2 separate regions of the Homo sapiens genome follow, and region 1 is linked to region 2. A link is a contact called in ENCODE Hi-C or POLR2A ChIA-PET data. All regions are on one chromosome and are shown on one strand. The core of a region is the stretch at or near the end of the contact, and the rest is flanking DNA. Distances in the headings are between cores, read along the strand shown.

What was found. A loop is a pair of places that touch in the nucleus more often than their neighbours do. ChIA-PET counts read pairs that join two places held with the same protein, here RNA polymerase II (POLR2A). Pooled maps may share reads with other maps.
Region 1: a map of ascending aorta shows a loop between it and region 2 (2.2-fold over the local background). The contact joins two enhancer-like sites. A Hi-C loop is called at or near these places in 7 of 168 maps with a recorded cell type or tissue (MCF 10A, Right ventricle myocardium inferior, ascending aorta and 4 more) and 9 of 50 pooled maps. POLR2A ChIA-PET finds 5 or more read pairs at or near these places in 2 of 52 experiments (AG04450 and MCF 10A).

What each region holds. Positions count from the first base shown.
Region 1 is chr11:19,723,605-19,727,404 of GRCh38, reverse strand. All of the region lies in intron 1 of NAV2 (neuron navigator 2), which reads right to left. Among named protein-coding and RNA genes, the nearest start is that of LEISA1, 11 kb to the right of the region's middle. Within about 2 kb of position 1,449, at least 14 of the 41 ENCODE cell types and tissues checked have a DNase peak (open chromatin) inside an H3K27ac peak, as active enhancers do; they include ascending aorta, where a contact is called at or near this core.
Region 2 is chr11:19,631,989-19,635,760 of GRCh38, reverse strand. It overlaps a transcript of NAV2 not described here. Among named protein-coding and RNA genes, the nearest start is that of MIR4486, 59 kb to the right of the region's middle. Within about 2 kb of position 2,291, at least 11 of the 41 ENCODE cell types and tissues checked have a DNase peak (open chromatin) inside an H3K27ac peak, as active enhancers do; they include ascending aorta, where a contact is called at or near this core.

The DNA of each region.
Region 1 (3,800 bases), core at 200-2,699, 92 kb before region 2:
GGAAGATTTCCAAACAGCAAAGGACTGTGGGAGTTGGTTTCTATTCAGACTGTGGGAATAGCTGACCTGTCTTTGCTGAAGGATCTAGAGAGGCATTCACAGCCATTTGTGAGACGGGCTGGATGGAACTACCTCCAGCTCCTGAAAGGTGCTATCTCAACCAGCCCAGGCACACCTGGCAGAGTGGGGAGTCAAGGCCCTCTAATTACTGCTGCACTCCCAGGTTGAAGACTGGGTTTCCCTTCCCTCTGCAGCTACCAAGTAGATAACAGTCTCTGGTCATGGTGACCAAACATTAGCTACAAAGCCCAGTGTACAGGTGAATTACCCTAAGCAACATGAGAGATGTAAGAAACAGAGTAGCTATGGATTTCGGAAGTCTGTCTTATGAGGTCCTCTTCTAGGGTGACTCCATCCATCCCTCCCATCTTCAACCATAGGGGGTTATTTGAGGCAGTTGGGCCTGTGCCTCCAGACAGAGGTGGCGACAGTACTTTGTGGGATGGGGTTTCTCTTAGATTCTTCTTCTGAAGGGGTTGAGGGCATAAATGCTCTTCTGTTTCTTAAACTTTCATTTCTGTATATGTCATCCGGGATCTTATTAAAATACAGATGTTGATTCAGCAGGTCTGGGGCAAGGCCTGGGATTCTGCATTTCTAACAAGCTTCCAGGTGATGCCATTACAACCAGGCCACAGACCATACTTTTGTTAGCAAGTGTTTAGATCACAAAAAGTGGGCAGAAAAGAAAAATAAAAAAGAAAATCTGAAAACAAAGTGGAATCGTGCCTGTTGGCAACCCTGATTCCCACATTCTACTGTGGGCAGCTCACAGTCAGTTCTAAACTCAGGAAAGGCACCTCTCTGATAAGGTAACATCAAAGCAAAGAACTGGAGCTGAGGGAGTGAGTGCTGTTGGTATCTGGGGAAGACATTCCATGCAGGAAGAGCAGCAAGTGCAAAGGCCCTGAGGCGTGGCATCCTCATCTTCAAAATGAAGGGGTAAGAAAACAGAGTCTTTGTGATATAGTTCTAAGGTTCCAGAGTCAATAGGAAGGCTTTGGGAGACTGGGGAAAATAACCTATCCTATAGGAACAGGACAGGGGAGTGAAAACTACAGGCCACCATTTCAGCCCCTCCTTTTTTAGTCTGACACGCCTCTCTTTCCAATGCTGTTTCAGAGGAGAAAATTACTAGTTGTTTTTAAGAAATGAAATAATCTAGCCTGTTAAGGAAGAGATATTTTTAAACCACTGAAGGGATTTTTCCTTTCCCATTTCTTTTATTGATATATCTCCTCTCCTTCCAGTTCTAAAATAAGCACCCTGTCTGCCCTTATGCTAATCCAAAGGCAACACACCGCAGAACGGCGAGGGCCTCGGCAGAGCCAGGCAGAGGTCGATTAGAAGCCACCAGACCTGGGGAATGCACCAAGGCAGCCCAGCCAGCCTGGCCTCGCCCATGGCCTGCTTCCTCACAATCCAGGTGACGAGACACTCTTAAAAACAGCAATGGAATGTAGCGAGAGTTGGTATTTGCAAATGACAAATTTCTGACTGAATTCCAGTTCTTTGGAATGGAAAACTAGCAGGTCCTGTTACAAAATGTACCAACAGTTCATGCCTAATACATGGGTGTGGGCAATTCATATACTTCAAATCTAAATGTGGCTAAAAATATGACAAAGCTGGCATATTTTTAGCCAGGTAAACATTTCTAGAGACTGGGTCAAATTTATATTGGTTTCTGCTCTGCAATCCAGAGAAGGAATGATTCCAAATGAGTGAGAGGCAAGGACCAAAGAGGAAAGCCATGGAGTCCACCAGGCAGTCGGGATTCCTGGTGACCGTCTCTAGTTTAGGAGTACTTTCCAGGACATCGTGTCCTTCTCCATTAGAGAGGGAATACTTTTGAAAGACCAAGGCCCCGTGTTACTTTAGACAGCAAGTCTTTGCTGGGTTTTATGACCTCTCACTTGCTGGGGGACCTTAAACAAGTTGCTTTCCCTTTCTGTGTCCTCAGTTGCATGTGTCTCTCTTCCCCACCCTCAACTAGACTTGGGTTTAGTGGGCGGCAGCACTGAGGGAGGACCATGCTGTGGGGAAGGAGGCAAGCTCTGTAGTCACTGCCTGAGATTCAGACCTGGCGCCTCCACTCACTGGGTGTGTGACCTTGGGCAAGTTGCTTATGCTTTACCTGCCCCAGCTCATCTGTACAATGGAAACAATCACAAAAGTATCCATCTCAGTGTTTACTGCTTTTATGGCAATTAAATGGGAAAATCCACATAAAATGCTGAGAATATCAAGCACATAGTAAGTGCTCAGTAAATAACAGTGATCTTATCTGCCTCACACTTTTACATACATGAACTGCTTTAGCTTGCACAATGTGTTGAAATGCTATAACCACCCAGGGAAATTGAGGCTTGACAGGGCAGACCTGTCCAAGCTGCAGTTCAACAACTATTTCTTAAGTGCCTACTGTGCCCCAGGCCTCGCCCTAGCATTAGGAAGGTGAGATTCCTCGTAAATAAATGGGGAAGTAGGAACTTAACCCAGGTCTCTCTGGCTTCCAGCTAGCAAGGGTCTAAGAGGCTGGGTAGAAAGAACATGGACTTGAAATTAGACAGTCCCAGTACTGGCTCCATGTGGTCTTGGTCAAGTTACTGACCTCCTCTGAGCCTCATACATAGAATGGGGATGAAATGCCCCCAGTGCCCTTGTGAGACTTAAAGGGGATAATGTATGTAAAGTGTCTGGACTATGGGAGGTGGTCAGTGTTGGCCTATTGCCACACTTATACCATCCACAAAGAGGCCCTATTTTTCTGATTCTTTGAGCCAAGTGCAAAAGCTTCCTAATATGAAGCAATTAAGAACACTCATTCTGGGCCAGGTGTGGTGGCTCACACCTGTAATGCCAGCTACTTGGGAGGCTGAGGCAGGAAGATCCCTTGAGCCCAGGAGTTTGTGGCTGCAGTGAGCCATGGTCACGCCACTCCAGCCTAGGTGACAGAGAGACACCCAGTCTCTTAAAAAAAGATACTCATTTTAACTACTTGGTAGAAGGAGGGGAAAAAATATATAGCATAGGGCTGGTTCCAATCTTTAAGCTATCAGGCCTTTCAGAGCAGAACATCTGATTACTAACTGAGATGAAAATACTGGTCCACAGTCAGAAGGCTTGGGTTCTGGTTTTTACTCTGCTCTTTGGAGCTGGGTGACTGGAGGCAAGTCACACTCCTCTCTGGGTCATGGTTTCTTCATCTGTACAATGGAGCTATGGGAACAGATGGCCTCATAGGTCTCCTCTGGCTCAGATGTCCTAAGTCTCTAGTACTTAAAGGCACAGATCACTAAGCAGATATCCCAAGTAAGCCAGGTTATTCTAAATCTGGTTTTGTCACCTAAATGGAGGTTTTTTCCTTCAAGGCTTGTCTTCTAACGATCAAAGCTTGCACACCGGAAGGTCTGACAGCTCTGGCACACTTGTGGCCCACACATTTTGAAGTAAACATGAGTCACTCCCAGGTCTGAAAAGAATCAAAGCAAATCAGCATGAAATGGGGACTGTCTGCAGAGCTGCAGCCAGCATGTGGCAGGAGGACAGGAACAAGGTCCTGCCAGCTGTTAGGCACATGGACCCTGCTGGGCCGGCAGCACGGGGGTCACCTGGGGGACAGCAGCCACAGCAGTAGGACAAGGAGATCCTGCCCAGATTGCAGCAGGATGTGGGCAAAGGCCAAATAGGGCTCCTCATCCTATAAACACAGAGCCTCTGGCAACAAGCTGGCACAG
Region 2 (3,772 bases), core at 1,042-3,541:
GAGTTTATCCTCATGAATAAATTAATGCCCTCCCAAAAGAAGTAGGTGAGTTCTCGCTCTCATGGGACTGGGTTAGTTACCAGAGGGCAGGTTGTTATAAATACAAGTTTTTCTTTCTAGACTGTCTATTCCCTCCTCTCTTGCTATGTGATCTCTTTGAACACATCTGCCTCCCTTCCACGTTCTGCCATGAGTGGAAGCAGTATGAAACCCTTACCAGATGCAGCTGCCCAATCTTGGACTTTCCAGCCATCAGAATCATAAGCCAAATAAACCTCTTTTCTTTGTAAATTACCAATCCTCAGGTATTCTCTCATAGTAACACTAGACTGACTAAGACAGCCTACATTACCATAATACCATTCTGACTGGTGCTACTGCTTCTAGCCTCTCTTTTCATAATCTGTCGTCCACACTGCAGCTGGAGTAATTGGTCTAAAAAGCAAATCTGATTATGCATTGCTGTGTTAAAAAAATTCTGATGATTCTGCACTACTTTCAGGATAAAATTCAAACTCCCTAGCTTGGCATATATCGCCTGTACACTCTGGTCTTGCCTACCAGTACAACCACATCTTATATCACTTCCTGCGATACTGCTATATATTCACCAAAAGCAATTTCCGTTTCCTCCTGGGGACATGGCTAGAAGTGATAGATTCTAAGGAGCCAAACGATGGCAGAGTCACACAATGAAATCAGGAACACCAGCGCAGGACCACTTCATGAGCAAGAAACACACTTTTATTGTTTGAAGTCACTGAAATTTTGTAGACACTTATTACAGCAGTTAACGTACTCTAACAAATACATGGGCATGTTCTTGAAACCAATAGGTCTTTGCAAGCTATACTATCTCTTCTACAACATTTTCCCCTTTATTTTCTGCCTAGATAGTTCCTAATTATCCTCCAACAGTCTGGCATCACTTATTCTGGGAAGCCTATCTTGTTTTCCTAGGCTGAGTTAGGAGCCTCATCTCTGCAGTGCCCCAGAATTCTGTCCTTCTCTTCTACCAATGTACCTAACCTGTGAAATGTTTAATTGCCTCTTCCCTTGTCCATTTCCCCCACTTCCTAGACACTGGACAGGGGCTGTATTTGCTCACCTCTATATCCCTGGGGTCCAGAATATGTGTCCCTTCCAAGAGTAGCAGTTGAGTAAATGTTTTTTTGAAGGAACGAATGAATGGATGGACGAATAAATGAAGTCAGTTAATACATATATTTGTGAGGGGTTGTTCCTTTTCTTTTTACACAATTAAAAAAAACTTTTAGGTTTGGAGGTACATGTGAAGGTTTATTACACAGGTAAACTCATGTCATGGGGGTTTGTTGTACAGATTATTTCATCACCCAGGAATTAAGCCCAATACCCAGTAGTTATCTTTTCTATTCCCCTCCCTCCTCCCACCCTCCACCTTCAAGTAGACCCCAGGGTCTGTTGTTTCCTTCTTTGTGTTGGTAAGTTCTTGTCATTTAGGATGGGCTGTTCCTTGATGATAACCTACACATTTACTCAATGCCACCTCCCTCACATGTGTGTGCTGAGGACAATGGGGGTATGAGAGCAGTGTGGTGGCAACCAAGGCCCAGGCCCAGTGCAGGGAAACCTATGCAGCAAACCTGCTCCACGGTGGTCAGTGTCAAAGCCAGAGCTCTGGCCTCTCTGCATGTTGTGGACACAGGTGAGAGGGGCAAGAAAAAGTTTGGAAGCCTTGGCACAGTGTGACAGAAGGAAGGAACATACCTTTATGAAGTATTTCCTGTGTGCTAGGCTGTTTAAATTTATTATTTCATAAGTCCATCCTATGCCAGTTCTATTAAGTTTGCTGTTATGATCCCCATTTGTCAGATAAAGAAGCAGCTCAGAGAAGTTAAGTGACTTGTCCAAGAGGCCACACAGCTGGTAAGTAGTAGAGCTTGGAATCCAAACTAGGCCTACCTTCTGAACAGGGGTCCTCCCAGTGCACTTTATGGAGCAAAGGCCGAAGCCAGACATGCCCCATTTCTCCATGACACCCGGTGGCTAGACCCTGCAGAGATAGGAGGCCTGCGCATCAGTCCCAGCCTGAGCAAACACTCAAAATGCTTCCCCTGGCAGCAGTCCGTGAACATGGGGAGAGTGAAGGAACAGGCTGCTTTTCCCTGGGCCCGAGCTCCGTCAGGCAGGCCTGATTTGCCGGCTGCCCCAGACACTGTGGAAACACACTGGGCTGTTGGGTCAGGTTCCCCTGATTTCTCAGATGAGGGAGCCAGGCTGGAGCCAACACATTTCTCAATCTCCAGGCAACCACTGACCAGGCCTCCTGGGCTGTGTCTCCACTGGCAGCTGTGAGCACCGCGGCCTCTTGGCGGGCTGAGTACCTCTTAGCCCTGTTGGCAGGTAAGGACCCAGTGTCCTGAATGCCAGGGACCTCCCTCTCTGTCTGGGGAGACAAAATCAGGAGCTTAGCCAGGAGCCCCAGGCCCAGGTCAAGCCTTCACTTGCCTCAACAACCTGGCAGCCAAGAAGAGGCCCCTGAATTGCGGGCAGGGAGATCGGGAAGGCAAAAGTCCTGGGATGTGGCTAGGAGGAGAGGTTAGTTGGGAGAGACAGGGAGGAGCTGGGGGCACGGAATGAGCTATCTCAGTGGTCGCTGTCTTCTGAGGGGCCTCTGCCAGGCACTGCGATGAACAGACCCAGCTCCCACCCCCAGGAGCTTAGAATGTAGAAGAGGAAGAGACAAAATAGACAGTCGTAGTACAGTTTCAAAAGGAGGCAGCATCTTCAGGCTCCACCCTGACTAGCTGTGTGAGCTTGGAAAGTGACAAACTCTTTGGGCTTCAGTTTCTTTGTCTGTGAAGTGGGACTAATAACATCTTCTTAAAGGGTTTGGATAAAATGCATGTGGGTACAGTGCCTTGCACATAAAAGCTGCTTGCTAAATGCTGTGTGGATTTTTGCTCTCCTAGTTAGATGGAGCATGTAGAAGTCATGAACTCAGGCTTATATTTCTTTTATAACATCCGTGGTTTCTAGCCCAGTGGAGAGCACTGAGTAGTTTTCTAAGTAGGAGAAAGGTCGAAGGCATATTCCGATGAGATAGGAACAACTGCCATCAATAATAGCTTCAGGAGACACATCTTTCCCTGCTGAGTTTGCTCCAAGGAATCAGCCTCTTTGAACTGACCACAATGAAAACCACAAAACAGGCAACAGCAGGCAGGAAGGGTTGGCCAGTTTAATAATCTCATAATAATGAGTCTGGATAATCTAAACTTGATAAAAGCTCGTTGAATAATCAAAGACAGTCTGCAATTGTGGAATAACTCCCACCTAGACAACACTTTCAGTTTGCAAAGCGCAGACATGAACATTATTTCATTTGGACAAACCCAATAAATATGTATGGAAGCATACAGCCTTGCAACAGCCTCATAATGTGAATTATTCAAGGTCTTGATTTAACTGATAAGGAAGCCAAGGCTCAGAGAGGTAAATTAAATTGCTAGAAAAAAGACCAATCCTGTTTGATGCCAAACCCAATGTTCTTTGTACCGCACCAAACCGTCCCTATAAATAGATGGTAATGGGGGTGTGCTCTCACTGATCCCTGTGCCAGGCAGGAAATCCAACCAATACAGCTGTCCCTAGTGTGCTGGTCTTGAAGATGGGCCTTTGAAGCGACATGTAATAGCTATTCCCCACACCCCCACCCTGCCTGCCAACAGGCATGTTCCCTGGCGGGTGGGAACCAGAGTAAAGTAAGAAGTGGGCAGTTGGCACAGCT